2 separate regions of the Mus musculus genome follow, and region 1 is linked to region 2. The links are chromatin loops, found by intact Hi-C in ENCODE. Cell type or tissue: left cerebral cortex. All regions are shown on one strand.

What was found. A loop is a pair of places that touch in the nucleus more often than their neighbours do. Peaks named below come from ENCODE experiments on the same cell type or tissue, not always from the same donor. Only the 100,000 strongest peaks of a DNase experiment are listed, where the experiment ranks them.
Region 1: it touches region 2 in a loop (2.1-fold over the local background); 2 of 42 quality-filtered maps call a loop at or near these places.

What each region holds. Positions count from the first base shown.
Region 1 is chr2:27,340,319-27,348,318 of GRCm38, reverse strand. The region is part of intron 2 of Vav2 (vav 2 oncogene); the gene reads left to right. Among named protein-coding and RNA genes, the nearest start is that of Vav2, 83 kb to the left of the region's middle. RefSeq lists an enhancer at 4,115-4,351. In left cerebral cortex, a CTCF peak has its summit at 3,940 (motif pointing left); DNase peaks (open chromatin) are centred at 3,937 and 4,119.
Region 2 is chr2:27,424,055-27,432,054 of GRCm38, reverse strand. It overlaps Vav2 (vav 2 oncogene), which reads left to right and starts at 4,447. Exons shown (of 28, transcript NM_009500.2): 1 at 4,447-5,779. The coding sequence starts at 5,576. In left cerebral cortex, a CTCF peak has its summit at 3,756 (motif pointing right); DNase peaks (open chromatin) are centred at 1,214, 3,786, 4,937, 5,311 and 1 more place; H3K4me3 peaks cover 2,439 bases; H3K27ac peaks cover 598 bases.

The DNA of each region.
Region 1 (8,000 bases), 84 kb after region 2:
ATTTTAAAATTGGGGTGTGGAGGACTCTTCTTTCCTGAAGCTTCAAGGAGTCCGTCCAGCTGCAGAAGGTTCCACCAGACCAGCCTTGGCCTTTCCCTCCTTGTGGCCATCCTTGCCTCCTTCTGTCCTTTAAAATAAATACATTGTGTATGGGGCTAGAGAAATGGCTCAGTGTTAAGAGCACTGACTACTCTTCTAGAGGAATTCCCAGCTCTCACCTGGCTGCTCACAATGGTCCGTAATTCCAGTTCCGTGGGATCTGATGCTCTCTTCTAGCCTCTGCAGGCACAGCACACAAATGGTGCATAGACATACACATAGGCAAAATACCTGTACATGTAAAATAAGTAAAATTTGAAAAAGCTAGCCTGCACTCATGTCTGTCCACCACATGTGTGTCCAGGGCCCATGGATGCCAGAAGAGGGTGTTGAATCTTGGGTGACTGTTGAAACTAGTTCTCCAACTGATAGTGTTTGAAATCACCTAGGATAAACCTCTGGGCATTCCCTGAGGTATTTGCTAGACTAGGCTAAGGGAGGTAAGCTGATAGCCTGAGATGAGTGGTACCTTCCATGGGCTGGGATCCATGGGTGGAATAAAAAGAAGAAAGTGAGCTGAGTACCAGCATTCATCCCTCCCTGACTCCTGGCTGCAGCCCCAAGTTCCTGCCACCGGGACTTCCCTCCGCCATGATGGATTGTATCCTAAAACCATGAGCCAAAAGAAATAATTCCTAAAGTTGCTTTTCTCACAGTAATATAATAACTGATACATCACACAAAGAAATTAGAGTGTGAGCACTTGCCTATGTGAGCTAGTGTCAGCATGTGTATGTAGGGTGTGAGCTTATATTCATGGATGTGGCTGTCAGTGAATTGTCAGTATGTCTTGGTGTGTGTCTGCACAAGCTTTGTGTGAGCATGTTTGTGCATGTGTGTGTGTGAACAGGTCTATGTGTGAATTCAGCACTTGAGCGTGCATTCTCTTGGGAGTATGAAGTGGGAGCTCTTGGACAGGCAGTGGTGGCCAAGCTGTGAGGTATACATGAGGATCTCCTTGTCTCTGAGGCAACCAGACCTTGGGGACCACATTTAGCATGACAATGCATAGCAACCTGACCAAACTTCAACATGCCAGTCTCCTTTGTGAACCCTGTCCCTCCCAGCAGAGGCCTGTGCTATGGGATGTGGAACCTCATCTGTCTTGGGTCATATCATGGAAGGATGTAACAGGCACCATCAGCTGAGCTTGGGTGTTGTCCAGTGTAACTGTACTGTGTGTGCTCCCTACTGGCCAACTGGCTGAGCAGAGGGTGCTGCATCCTGGTACCCATGCAGGGTACCTCCGAGGTGGGGGTAGAGAATTACTGGGAATGAGTGAGCTGGCATTCACGGATGGTGAATGTGCCGGTCATAGCCAGGCAGATGGGGTGGATGGGCTTCCCGCCCTTCATTGGGCTGCAGATCCTGGCTGGGCGACCGGGCTGTGGTTTTGGAGGCTGTGCCACTGTCATCATCCTCACATCCAGATGGGCGGCTGGCCTTTCTGGGCAACAAGGGTTAAAGAGTGGGGTCCGGTTGTCAGAGGGCTGTGTAGGAACCTCGGTGGCTCCTTTGTAAATGGAAGCACCACAGAACTGCCTCCTTGGGATTTGAGGGAATAAAGGAAGCCCTCCTGGCAAGAAATTTGCAGGAGACTGGGAAAGTACCGTCGTGTTGAGCACAGATGATGCCAGCAGACAGGAGCCTTGGGCTGCAGGCAGAACCTCTGTCCTAGACTGGGTTCTGCCTGGAAATTGCTGGGTGGCCTCTTGGTTGTTGTCATCTCCAGAGCTGGTTTTAGGTTTCCTGTCTGTTAACTGAAGGGTGTGGACCAGATGGTGGCCAAGCTCCTTCCTCTGAGGATTTTGCTGCAGTATTCTGGTAGGGATTGCTATAACCCAGCCCTGTCTGGTACTGTCTCAGATACAACACTCAAGAGCTTTGCAAATCTGGTCAGTGCTCATGAGAACCCTGTGGCTGTTCTGTCCAGGAGCTTCCCAAGAGGACAGTTTCTTTATTGTAGATCATGTATCCGATAACAGTGGCTGCTGGGAACACTGCAAAGGGTGCACTATGTAGGTAGCCCCAGTTTTAGTAGGAATGAGTACCAGAATTGATTAGTGATGTCTGCCTGGGCATAGACAGAGGTCAGGGAGGTAATGCAGTATGGGTGCCATGATCTGTTATGTCTAGTATAACAGATAGGGATGTATTCAGGGAGATGTGCAGTCAGTCAATGGCAGGACCTGAGCCCAGGCCTTACGTTTCTCCTAGTTTATATTTCTTAGCCAGTTTTATTCACAATCTGAGATTAATTAAAATAGTTTCTATAACATGCTCGGCAAATAGTAAGCACTTAATGAGTATTAATGTAGTTACACATCCTTCATCTGCTTCCATCTGAGCTACTGTCTCTGTCTAACAGAGGCCTTTGGAACCTCTCCATTTGAAGTAGCTGCCCAGAAAGGGACATGTGCTCAGACAATGCTCAGCTTTTTCCTATCATCCAGGAGGGCAGATAGGCTCCTCCCCCCAAGCCTCTTCTTTCCTGGTTCCTAAGATTAATGCTGTGATTGTCTCCAAGGTCTCCTAGTCTGACTTTTTGCCCTGGTGCGCATCTCAGTTTCTTTCCTAGGCCCCTGTTCCCATCCACCTTGAGACAGATCCCTCTTACACAGTGTCCTGGCTGGCCCATTGCAGTGGGACAGGGAAGGTGTGAAGTACTGAGGACTGTGGTCACTCCACCACCAGCTTGCCCACCTCCCATTACAGAGTCATACCGTGTGCCCCAACCCAGTGCAGCCCATGGAGACACAGGAGGGTGGATTGCAGGAGCTGTGAACACAGGGAGGAAGGCAGGGTTGTTGTTCTTCAGGCCCAGCCCGCTGCCATTTCTTGCCGTGATTAGCTGGGTATGAAGGTCTAAGCCATGTTTGACCAGCTCACCACCCAAATCCCACAGGTGCGGTTAATGTCTCTGTCACCCTAATGTCCTTTGGGTCTAATCCCTGCCTTTGGTCTTTTTGTGCTATGCGCAAGGTGTGGTCAAGAAGACCTTCCAGGCTGGATCCGCAGCTTCGTGTTCCTAATTAGGAGTGGGACAGACATTAGAAGGACAACATGGCTCCTCCAGCACTGTAGCCAGCTGAGTCTGTCTGGGTTGGGACCATTGTCCACTTTGGGGAGATGGCTATATCTGCCCTTAGGCTCCTACATGGTTAGGACCTGGGCTTTCAGCCATAGCCAGGCTCAGGCCTCCACAACTACAAGGTCTTGGTGAAGTCACGTTGTTTCTCTGGGTTCTGTTGTTCTCAATGCAAAATAGAGCAGTCATTCCTAGGGTGTGTGTGTAAAGATAGGTGCAGTGTGGAAATCTTGAAGGCTGGGTTAGCCAACTTGGGTTTGCAGGCCAAAGTGGCACTCAAAATGTCATCTTTTTCTCTTCTTCCTTCATCAGGAAGGCTTGGCAGAGGGATCCTGAGTTCCCTCTCCCTCTTTTTCTTCCTTCCTTCCTTCCTTCCTTCCTTCCTTCCTTCCTTCCTTCCTTCCTCCCTCCCTCCCTCCCTCCCTCCCTCCCTCCCTCCCTCCCTCCCTCCCTCCCTTCCTTCCTTCCTTCCTTCTATCCACCCACCCAGGCAGCTCCTCTAAGAACGTCCAGCCATTACTGTAATACCCACCACTCTTCAGTTGGTGCCCTCACTCATCATTGGTCAGTGGTATTTCTCATTCTGCCGCTCAGCTGCCCTGTGGCTGAGGACTGGTTTATCCTGTCTTTCCCAACCTGCTGAATCCCTTCAAGAAACACCAGTGTTGGGCATAATGAGACTCCAGCAAGATGCTGGGAATGAGAAATGGCTGCGTCTCTGTTTGCTTTTGTTTCTGCTGCCTCCTCCTGCTGGAAGCTTGAGTGCAGAGCTCTGATTATACACGTTTCATAATTAATCACTTCTTGCTGGCGATTGTCATTCCAAAGGCAGTACCGCCAAGTTTTTACTGACCTTGCTTTTGATATTTAGAAAACGAGAAAACGGGTTGGGTATGCAAGCTGGACTTGGAAAGCAATTTATGGTGATTTGTCCCTGAATATGTAGCAGTGTGGGCTGCAGATTCCCACGGCAGATAGGTGAGTTTCCGGGGCAACATATTCAAATGAGCTTCATAATCGTGCCATTTGGCTCTTCCCACGAGTGCGTTCAGATGAATGGTGGTGGCTGATAAGGAGAGTTTGCTGCTTGGGCTGGGTCTGAGCAGTTCCTGCTTATTGATCCTTAATGACAGCAGAATTGCGGACAGGAAACTCTTCTGATCACACAGTCTGTCCAAGCAAGCGGGGCTTGCAGATGGCACATTCCCTAGCCCTTGTATACTGTCTTCAGCCTGGGCTCAGAGGAGCCAGAATCCCTGGCAGGGTCAGCTCCTGCATCCTTCTGAGGGCAGCGGCTTCTGCTGGGGCAGTGGAGTTCTGTTCTGATTGCTTCTGCCTGGTTGGATTGATTGCTCTTACTGATGTCTGGGTAGAGGAGTCACTAGCTGAGAGTCACAGTTGGAGTTATAGTGGGAGACTAAGGTGCTGTGTAGATATGTCAGCCTTGCCTCGTGTTGGTTTTGTCTATCCAGACAGATAGTTCTAGACTGTGGCAGCTTCCATAGGAGATGGTTGGACATCACAGAGGGTTGGGGGTGGGCAAACATGGCAGAGGGGATGTAACTGCTCCATATAGACCTTCAGGGATCCAGGCCAATGGTGAGTGGTGGCCCTGCCACTTTTAACACAGGCTTTTGAGGTCACACTGGGTGAGAGGAGGTGTTACAAAGGTAGCCTGCAGGAGGATCTCTTAATGTCTACTGTCCACTGGGTAGACCTCAGTGACCATGTGCAAGACTTGGGAGTGTACAGCTGGGACCAGGAAGGTTTTGTTATCAGCAGCTGGTTCTTGTGGGCTTGTGAGGTACAGCCCGTAGATGCCCATGCTCGGACTGCACTGTTCAGTCCTGGGGCGCTGTCCTTTTCTTTCCAGTTCTCATTATCTAGACACAGTAAGCTAAGCCTGCCACAAAGCATGGAGGAAGTGGTCATTAACAGAATCATGAAGGACAGACTTTGTCGTGTTTAGCAGGTGTTGTCAACTTGGTAGGATGTGGAATCACCAAAGAAACAGGGACATGTATGAGGGATTATTTAGCCTGTGGGCATTCAGACGAGGAATTGTCGTGATTAGGTTAACTGATGTGTGTGACCCATTTTTACTGAGGGTTCTCAGGTCCTGGACTGTATAATTGACAAAGTGAAGTGAACTGGCATCCATGCTCTCTGCTTTCTGACTGTGATGTGCTTGACTGGCTGCCTCAGGCCTCTGCTGCCTTGACTTCTCCGACGTGATGGACTGTACTCTTGGGCTATGAGCCAGAATAGTAGTCCCTTTCTCGCTTAAGTTGCTTTTGTCAGGGCATTTTCTCATGACAGAAGAGAAACTAAGACAGTGAACTTCTTTTCTTTTGTCAGTCCCTTCTAGCTCCTCCATCTTCCATTTATCCATCCACTTACCCACTCATACACTACCTGCTCCACCAATAACCTATCTACCATCCATGCAATCTACCCACTACTCACTCATCCACCTATCTATGTATCCAATCATCTATGCATCCATCTACCCACTCATCTACCAATCTATCTATCCACTTATTCACCCATTCACTCACTCACCTACTCCATGCATCAGTCAGTCCATCTCTATCCCTCTGTCCATGCATCTATCCATCTCTCTATGTATCATTTATCTATCCATCTGCTCTTCTATCTACTAATCCACTCATTTATCAACTCCATTTCCACCCACCATATGCTCATCTAACCACCATCCCTACATCTCTACTACCCAGTGTCCGTCCATCCGTCTGTCCACCCACCCGTCCATCTACCTATCCATCCCCCCACCCATCCACCCATCCATCTACTCATCCACCCATCCATCTACTCATCCATCCATCCATCCATCCATCCACCCACCACTTATCCCATGCATCCATCAGTCCATCTCACCATCTATCCGCTATTTACTCCTCCGTGCGTCTCTCTATCCATCATTCATCTATCCTTCTATTACTGCCTGCTCATCTATTTACTATTTGATCCATCATTCATGCATCTGTCTACCACCTGCTTATCCACCTACTCACCCATTTATCCATTTGCCCAATCATCCATTCATCCACCTACCCATCTTTCCTCTATTACCCGCTTATTCATTACAAACATTCACCCATCTACCCATCCATCCAGTCTACTCATCTGTCATCCAGCCATCCACTCACCCACTCACCCACTCACCGATCTATCCATCAACCCATACATCTACCCATCTATCCATCCATGTGTCCACCCACCTACATTCACATTTGACTTTTACTTGAGGAGCATAAAGGAAAGTGTCATGGCTTCACATGCTAGCTCATTCAAACTAGTCTAATCTCTTTTTAGAACATTTTTTGTTTCTTAAGAGTGAGCCCCAGCTCCCTGGGTTTGCACGATTGAACTCCGGAATGGTGGTAGCTATGGCATGGTGAGTTTGAGTGGTCTTGTGTATCTACCTTGGATATGTCTTGGGTTTGAATAATGTGTTTAGGGAGGTTTGTGTAGAGCTTACATCTATACGGTAGAGGATGTGGGGTGTGGGTGGTCAGTACTAGTGGCTGCTGAGATGTCGTTTGGTGTCTGCCATCTCTTTCAATGAGTATGCATTTAACTTTACTTTTGAATGTGTGTGAGTGCTGCCTTCATGTATGTCTGTGAGCCATGTTTATACGGTGCCTATGGACACTGGAAGAGAGTCCTGGAACTGGAGTTACAGACTTTTGTAAGTTGTAAAAGATAGACCTGGCCTTCCTCCCAGAAATAAAGTCTCAGACTCAAAATATATTTACAAATACCTGGGCCATATAGCTAGGCGCTACTCTGACTAGATCATAACTAACAATGACCCATTTGTTTTAACTTCTTCTGCCATGTGGCTGCTTACCTATGCTCAGGCACCAGGCATCCATCTCCTCACATCTTCCCAAGTTAATCTCCTGCCTAACTCTATCCCAGAATTCTTTCTCCTCAGATGTCCCGCCCCCTGTTTCCTGTCTAAGCCATAGGCTCTTTAATTAACAGGTGGTGCTTCTGTACAATACAGAAGATAGTCTCTCTACAGTGAGCTGCCATGTGGGTGCTGGGAACCAAACCTGGGTCCTCTGGAAGAGCAGCAGTGCTTGTAACTGCTGAGCTGCATCCTCAGCCTAGACTTGTACGCCCAGTACTGTCCGCTCCACCTTTGGGAAGCTGATACTCTCACAGGCAGTGTATACCAAGCACGTTCTGCCCCAGTGGTTCCTCCTGCAGTCTTTCCCGAGGGGCTTGGAATCCCTGGCTGTGAATGCACTTGACTCTTTCCCCTGGACTCCTCGGGTTATATAATTAAGATGTTGCCAGATTTTTCAGCACTTGGAAAGTGCTTCAGAGACACTTCTGGGCCTAGATCACTTCACGAACAAGGGAAAAATGCAGTCATTTTTTAGAGAAAAGCCCAAGTGTTAAAGCACCTTTGGAACCAGGATCTGGGTCAGGCTCCCCCACTGACTGCCCTGATCTACCCTCTGCATCTCTCCAGCTGTTCAAGCAACTGTCCAGAATGTTTCACACTAACTCTTGTGTATGTTGACCTCTGGGGAAGGTACTGGGAGGTGACATCTACCTTTCTAAAATGTTCTCAGCTATGCCCTTACAGACGCAGCCAGTGTTCAGGCCCTCATAGCACCCAGGATCGTCATAGGCATTTGCTATGAGTTTTGTGAGGAGAAAATGGGGATCTGGCTTCAGGGTCAGGGCACTGCAGTACTCGCCGGGGTCAGTGCACCCCGTTTCTGCTGCATCTTCTCTGTCAGGCTGAGTTGCTGTGACATACGCCCTCTGGCAG
Region 2 (8,000 bases):
ACCCCAGCTATAGTCAAGGTGAAAAACAAACAAACAAACAAACAAACAAACAAACAGGCACTAAAGGCCACAAGTGGTGTGACTGCAGCTATATGAAGTGTCTATGATAAGTATATCCAAAGCAAATTCAAAGGTAACTGACAGAGGGGCTGCAGAGATGACTCAGAGCTTAAGAGTGCTGGCTGGTCTTGCAGAGGACCTGGGTTCAAATCCCACCACCCACATAAACTGTCTGGAGTGCCAATTTCAGGGGATCTGGTCCCTTCAAACACACATGCAGAGAAAACACCAATGCACATTTATAAAATAAAACCCCAAAAAACAAAAAAAAACCAACAACTTTGTTTGAAAAAAGGGGGCTTGCCAGAGCAGTAGGTGGGTAGAGGTTGGGGGCTACATTTAAGGGATGCAAATCTCTTCTTGGGTGACAAATACTGGTTGGGACACTTGTTTGTGTCCTATTAGGGAGGTATTGGAGCAGGTGGGGTTGGCACATTCCTTTGGCTGTGCGTCTTTGAGGTGACATGGCTGGAGGTGAGTGGAAGGACCCAGTGTCCTCTGGGTTGGAAGAAAGGTTTCAGGCTCTGATGAGGGTGGGAAGCAGCATGACAGGTTTTTCACAGCTGTGCTCGTCACACTGTGGGTATCAACTTCATTTTACTAAGAGCCAACATTTCCAGCAGCCACCGTGGTCCGCTGAGCCTGTCTGGAAACATGCTTAGTGCTTGTTATTCATATGCAGCCAAAGGGGGTGCAACTGGACCAGCTCCATTTACCTAGTATCCGGGTGGCTTGTGGCTTTGTGATGAGGGCTCCTGTGGAAATCAGAGCCACCCCAACTCTGCCTCTAAGCCTCATGCGGAGAGCTGAACAGTGTCCTGGCCCCAGTGCTCTCTGATAGGGTCTTCTCAGAAGCCTCTAAAGCCTCAGGACAGGTCTCAGGGGAGCTGTCCTCAGGTTTGCACAGTCATCGGCAGGTGCCCAAGTCACGACTGTGTCACAGCAAGATTTCAGAGACCTCAGTGAAGTGGTCAGTCTCTAGACTGTGGCCTTTGGCTTAAATTTGAATTTGAAGCAACAAGCAGTGAAAAGTCTCCATTTTGTCTTTTCAAAGGAAAAGCAAGAGCGCCCACACCCATCACCCAGCAAGGCAAGGCGTGCTCCGTCTCTAGGGCGGGCCAGATGGTCTTTCCCTACACCTATAATTTCCTGGGAAATTGTGACAGCTGAATTTGCCTGATGGAGCTCCAAATGGAATTTGCAAAATGTGTGTTCATGTGGGTTGGATGTGAGAAGAAATCCCTCACTCCACCAAAACATCCACTTCCCCTTCTCCGGAAAGGAAGCCAGGGCGCAGTCAGTATGGTCCAGTTGGTAGGTTGCGTGGGTGGATGCAGGTAATAAGTGGGTGGGTAGGAGTGGGGCAGGTAGTGATGGACAGGTGGGAGGCTGGCCTGAGCCATGTGAAAGGAAAGACAGAGGGAAGGGACACGGGAGGGCTGAGCAGGGGAATGAAGGACTAAGTAGATCAGAGGCTAAGTATCCAAAGGGCCAGGTAGATGGATTGAGGGACCAGTAAAAAGATGTAAAAAAAGGTTCAGGGCTGTAGACCAGGTGGTAGAGAAAAGGAAGGCCAATGCTGGTATTCCTTTGAATTCGAAGCCTTGCTGGACCCTGTGAGCGAGAGACCTTCGATGGTGGCCTTTTTGATGAAAAGCACAGAGAGCATGCAATGTGTCTGGGTGTTTGTTGGGGACACATGAACCAAGAGTCAAAATGACTGGTCTGGAGGGGAGGCCCTCAGTTTCTGGGACAGTCCAGTGTCTGTAGATGCTTTCTCTGAGGCAGCTGTGTGCTCAGAGGTACTTGCGATCTGGTCAGAGACCTGTCCTGGCGTTGCCAGGTGACCAGTGTTTCACCGTGGGGGTCGTTGGGACACTGCAGGAGCCCTGGAGGGCAGAGACAGGTTGTGTTCTGTGATTTCTCTCCTGCTGACACCTAAGCCTTACGGTCAGGTCAGCCTGGAGTAAAAACAAACAGCTCTGCTGGGAGCAATGGGAAAATGGACTCCATGTTGAGAACCTAGTTCAAATCCATTTTCTGCTAGCCAGAGTCTTGGTCAAGTCTCTCTCTGGTAGAAGAATTCTAGGCAGATAAACTGGAAGTGCAAAAAACTAGGAGCGGCATAGAAGATGCAGCCAGAGAAGGAAGCTGTGTCATAGGGGGTTTGCACGGCAGAGATTCTGCCATTTTTTTTTTCCTTTTTCCTTTCCTTTAAGACAGTGGTTCTCAACCTTCTTAATGCTGTGACCCTTTGTTTCTTTTCTTTTCTTTCTTTCTCTTTTTTCTTTTTGTTTTTTCGAGACAGGGTTTCTCTGTGTAGCCCTGGCTGTCCTGGAACTCACTTTGTAGACCAGGCTGGCCTCGAACTCAGAAATCCGCCTGCCTCTACCTCCCGAGTGCTGGGATTAAAGGAGTGCGCCACCACACCCGGCTTGCTGTGACCCTTTAATACAACTGTATTGAACACAACCTCATGTTGTGGTGACCTCTAACCATAACATTATTTTTCACTGCAATTATATTATGTTACATCAAAACTAATTTTTGTTACTGTTATGATTCATGATGTAAATATCCGTGTCTTTGAATGGTCTTAGGCAACCTAGCCCCAAGGGGTCCAGACCCACAGGTTGAGAATCGCTGCTGTAAGGGCTAGAGATGGGGCCTCATGCTTGTCAAACAGTGTTCTTTTAAAGAGCCCTAGGCCTAAAGATTTTATCTTTAGAGAGCTGAGTACCACAAAGGGCTTGTTTTGTGCTGTCACAGAGTGACAGGGTTGCATCTAGATTTGGTTCGGTCCTTGCTGGCTGTGGAGGGCAGACTGAAAGGCAAGGTAGAAGCGGGCTGCTGAGGAACCCAAGGGGAGGAACATAGACCTTGGTGGTGGCAGAGCTGGCAGTGCTCAGAATCTGAAACTTGCTGGCAAATTAGAAGTGGGGAGTTAACATCAGAGTCCATAAAAGAATACGCTGTAGCTGACCAGCTCATGACTGGGAAGACAGAGATGTTTAGTTCCGTTATGATGTAGAACTGCCTCTGGACGAGGCCTGGCTCTCCATAGCCATGCTTGCCCCTATCCCGTAAGAGCTCCCAGGAGACCTGCTACCCCTTTCCAGGGGCATTCTTCTCTGAAGCCTCGTGCATGGTTAGTTGGTGGCCCACTTCCCACATCCCAGACATGTGGCTGGGGTTGACAGTTCCTACCTCAGGGTTTCGTCTGCTCAGTTCACTGCAGAGCTCTGGTATTCAGCACAAGTGGCTTTCAGTGGTGCTCATGACCAAAGTGGGGAGGTACACTTCTCTTGGACACTTCCAGAGGGCAATCCTGGTGAACAGTTCTGGGCTGAGAGAATGGGTGAGGAGAAAGATCCCCTTTACCAGTCCTCCGCATGTTTGTTTTGAGCTCGTGAACTCTGACCTACACATGCACAACAGACACCTGGAATACTTCCCACCCAGCTTTTCTTCATTCATCCTTTCTATTATTTCCGAGATGAGTGATGTCCCCACTAGCCAGATAAGGAATTGGGTACCAGAGAGTTCTGCTGGTGCCAGGAGGCCTGGATCTTCTGACTTGGAGGACTGACATGCTAACTCCACTATATGCTCTGCACTACAGCCCCTCAAAGACAGACAGACCCCTCTTTTGTAGCATCTAGGCTGTCAGCTGATGCCATTGCCCTCAAGACCACCAGGGGGCAGCAGACGAACGCTTGATTGGATGGCAAAATTCGTTTGTCCTAGACCTGGTCTTAGCTTCTGATGAGGCAGGAAGGCTGGAGTGCTGGGAGCACAGAGGCCTCTTTTCTGTGAGAGAGCTCCCTGGGTACACACGCCAAGGCATGAATGCAGCAGCATTTAGCAGGGTGCTTTGCTTTCAGCTTTGCAATCTCCTTTCTTTCCTTCTTTCTTTTTCCTCCCTTTGGTGCAGGGTGTTGAATGACTCTTAGGGAGATGCTGGAGGGTCTGCCTGTAGCCCTGTGCTTTGGACGATTTAACCCCCAGTCCGCAGGAGGTCCTTCCCCTGAAGCTATTCAGAGGTGAAGTAGAGGGGCTGAAGGCTCTACCTGGCTTCTCTGCCGGATCTCTAGGATTAGGGTTCATGCTTCCTCCTTAGGTGGGGCAGGTGATGGGACTTCCTGCAGAGAGAGGCCTTTCTGGGAGGGACTTCCCTGGGTGCAGGGGACAGATCTGTCATCCTTCCCTGGCCCAGGTAAACTGAGAGAGGCAGGGGCTGACAGAACACCGCCCACAAAAGCTCGGCTCTTGGAAACTGGTCACTTTCCTCTCTTCTAGCTCCCTTTCATGACACCAGTCTCATAGAAGACTTGGCTTTGTGGGGTTCCCTTCTTCTTTACCAAGAACCCACAGCTCCTGATACTGTCCAGAGCAAATTAATTTTAATCACAAAAATCAGTTATTTATGCTTTTGAAGTCCCTCCCACTGTCACAATGTCCTCAGGACACAACACGGTCTATCTCTCCAGCACCTCCCACTAGACAATCAAGGGGGCTGAAAGTGAAGGATTTTTTTCCCCCTCTCTCCGTTATTGTGGAGGCGGAGTGTCTTGCGGACCCTGGCAAGGACAGAGGACTGGAAGAGGCCATAGGGGCGTAGGGTGTGTAGGCCAGCCTGGTTCGCGTTCTGGGGTCTATCTTTGCCGAAAGACCCTGCAAGGGCACCCAGCGTTACCGCGGTCATCTTCTAGTCTCTTCTGCCGTGCGGCGGCCTCATCGCACCGCAAGAAAGACCTCCAGCCTCCACGTGCACCTAGGGAAAGTCGTGGGCGGGGAGCCTGCTCAGGAGCCCCGCCTTCCTCAACTTTCGCTGGCGGCCCAGGGGCAGGAAGTGGGAGGACGGGTTGGAGGCGGTGCTTGGGTCTCCGGGGAGGTGCCGGGTGAAGGTGCCAGCTCCGCCCCCGGCCCCGCCCGGCCGTGGCCGCGCCCCCTGCACCCCCAGCGCCTAGGAGCCGCGGAGCCTCGGAGTCCCAGTGCCCCGCGAGTGGCGTAGAGCCCGCGGGCCCGGCGAACAAAGCGACGGTGGAGCGAGCAGCTCAGGCGCCGGACGCAGGGAGCGAGCGACCCGCTGCGCCTTTGTCTCGGGTGGGGCAGGAGCGGTGGCCGAAGCGGGGCGCCCGGAGCTCAGAATGCGGCGCCCAGAGGGGCGGATCGAGAAGCGCTGCGACTGCAGGAGGCGTGGAGCCCCGGCCGGAGCACGAGCGGACTTGTGTGTGTGAAAGAGGGACCCCGCACGCTGCCCCGCGAGCGCCGGTTGGCCGCACGTGGGCGGGAGCGGCGGCCGGCTAGTAGCCCGAAGAGGAGGAGGAGGAAGAGGAGGGCCGTGCGGCCGCGCAGCGGGGACCCGGGGCCGCCTGCGCGAAGCCCCGCCCCGGCGGCCGAGCCCCGCGCGGGCGGGCGGGATGCCCCGCGGTCACCGCACTTTGGCCGGAGCGCTACCCTGAGCCAGCTGGCCAGCGGCCGCAGCGGCGAGCGCACAGGCGCCGCGGGCGCCATGGAGCAGTGGCGGCAATGCGGCCGCTGGCTCATCGACTGCAAGGTCCTGCCGCCCAACCACCGCGTCGTGTGGCCCTCGGCGGTGGTCTTCGACCTGGCGCAGGCGCTGCGCGACGGCGTCCTTCTGTGCCAGCTGCTGCACAACCTCTCCCCCGGTTCCATCGACCTTAAGGACATCAACTTCCGGCCGCAGATGTCCCAGGTGAGGGTCCCGGCACTGCAGGAGGGACTCGGGTGTGCGATCTGAGGGGCGCATTGACTGGAGCGTGGGCCGCGGGAGGCCCAGGTTCTCTGGCCGGAGCTTCTGGCTCAGGGGTCAGTGCAGAGCAGGTCACATCCCGGTCTCCTCTTCCCGCTCTAGAGAGCGGCGGTCCCCGAAGGCGCGAAGTTGGCTAAAGTCCCCCAGTCTAGGGCGCGCTACCACCGCCGCGGGAACGGTTTGTGTGCGCCGGCTCCCCAGTCTACGGCTGCCTGGTGGAGGGCGACTCCAGCCTCGGTGTAACGCCCAGCACTGCAGTGTTGCGTCTAGGCCCGGGTCCCCGAGTGTCCCTTCCAACCGGGTGCGTGCCACGCTGGGGGTCACGTCCCCGGCTGCGTGCCAGACGACCGGAGCCCATGGAGGTTGAGTTGGAGCCGTTGAAGGATGAGGTGGAGTGGTGGCTACTGTTACCCGCAGCTCGGCGGAGGGGCCGGGCCGGGTGGGGTGCTACGGCCGGAGGGAGCGGGAGGGCCGGGCGCCGCCCCCTCTCTGGCCTGCGCCTCCTCCCGGACCCCAGCCCAGGACCAGCTGCCTCGGGGGCCTTCCTGGATAGCCTCTGGGTTGGAGTCTTCTTCGCCTTCTCATTGCCCCCACTTCGGTGGTCGCTCCAGTGTGGCCTTTGTGGAGGCCAAGACACGCGTTTGGCCGCAGGGCAGGGCAGGGCAGGGCAGGAAAATGTCCGCTCTGCTGGCTGAAGCTGCTTTTCTTGGCCCCTTGAAGGGAACTTGGCCGAGAGTTAAGCAAATTCGAGGCATGTGGCCCGCCCTTCGGGGGTCGCTCTTTAAAGGGATCTGGGAGGTGGAGAGAAGAGTTAGGCAGCTCTAGTTCAGCCGGGTACTGTCCAGGTGCGACCCGCCCACTTCGAAACTCCTAGTGGACGCCGGGAATTCTCTTCTAGGACTGTGGGAAACGCGATGACTCCGAGAGTCACTAATCCTAATATTCTGGCGGGTTTCACCCCTCCCCCTAAAGCCCTTTGGCTGTGTCTGCCTTTCCATAGAGATGAGGCCAGCCGATTCCTGTTTGACAAAGGAGAGCCCCTGGAGGGAAAGAGAGAGGGTTGTCCTCCTGCTTGATACCAGTACCCCAGCAGCCCAGAGAGCCAGAGAGGGAGATTTCAGGGTCTGTCTTGCATCTGGAGTCCTGCAAGATCTGAGTGTGCCCAAGTAGCACACTTAAATGGTTGCTGTAGGGAGAACTTTTTCTTTCTTTCTTTTTTTTTTTTTTTTTTTTTTTTTTTTGATTTTTCGAGACAGGGTTTCTCTGTGTAGCCCTGGCTGTCCTGGAACTCACTCTGTAGACCAGGCTGGTCTCAACTCAGAAATCCTCTACCTCCCGAGTGCTGGGATTAAAGGCGTTTGCCACCATGCCCAGCTATAGGGAGGACTTTCACAGACCTGGAGGTGTGACCCTTCTCCCCAAAGTTGGGGCTGGGAGACTGCGGTGTTTTTAACCCCTTTCAAGGCTAGAGAAAGGGAAGAGGGCAAGTCCTACACATAGCTGGGTCTTGATTCCCCTTCTCCCTATGGGCCTTCACTGAACTGGAGGCTTGCTTATGAATGGCTTGCTTCTGGCAGGTTCTGTTGTTGGGCCTGGAGGCTTGAGTCTGACCTGGGATTGTGGGTGAGGTGGGGTTAAGAGAGAGAGGCTGATTGGCAGGGATATTGGGAGGTCTCTGTTGTTTGGTCTGGATGGGATGAAGGGTGCTGGCTTGGGCAGGTTTCAGGGTTCAACCCTTGGGACCTGGGAACTTCCAGGCTTTACCAGCTGGGGATCACTGACACCAAGGTCTGGGTTCTCTTCTCGCTTGTCATCTTGTGTAGGCTTTTCTGTCCCTTGGTCTCTACAAAGCAGGTGCTCACTGAACCTCACGGCCCTATGTGTATATTCATAAGGAAAGAAGCAATGGTTGTTACCAGAGCTGGCTGTGCAGGGTCTGGGGAGAGATTTCTTTTCTCTCTAGGTGCTTGCTCTTTGCCACAGGAAGCTCACATTTCTAATAAGGGGGAGAAGGTGGTGTCACCTTAGTTTGTGGTGACTGGAACACAGAAGGAATCAAAACTGCTCTTTTCTTGGGGGGGCCTTGGGCTAGGCACAATTTGTGGAGTGGTGTGTCACTTCTGATCTGTAGACAACAGTTAAAGCTTAGAGAGTTCCACAGATG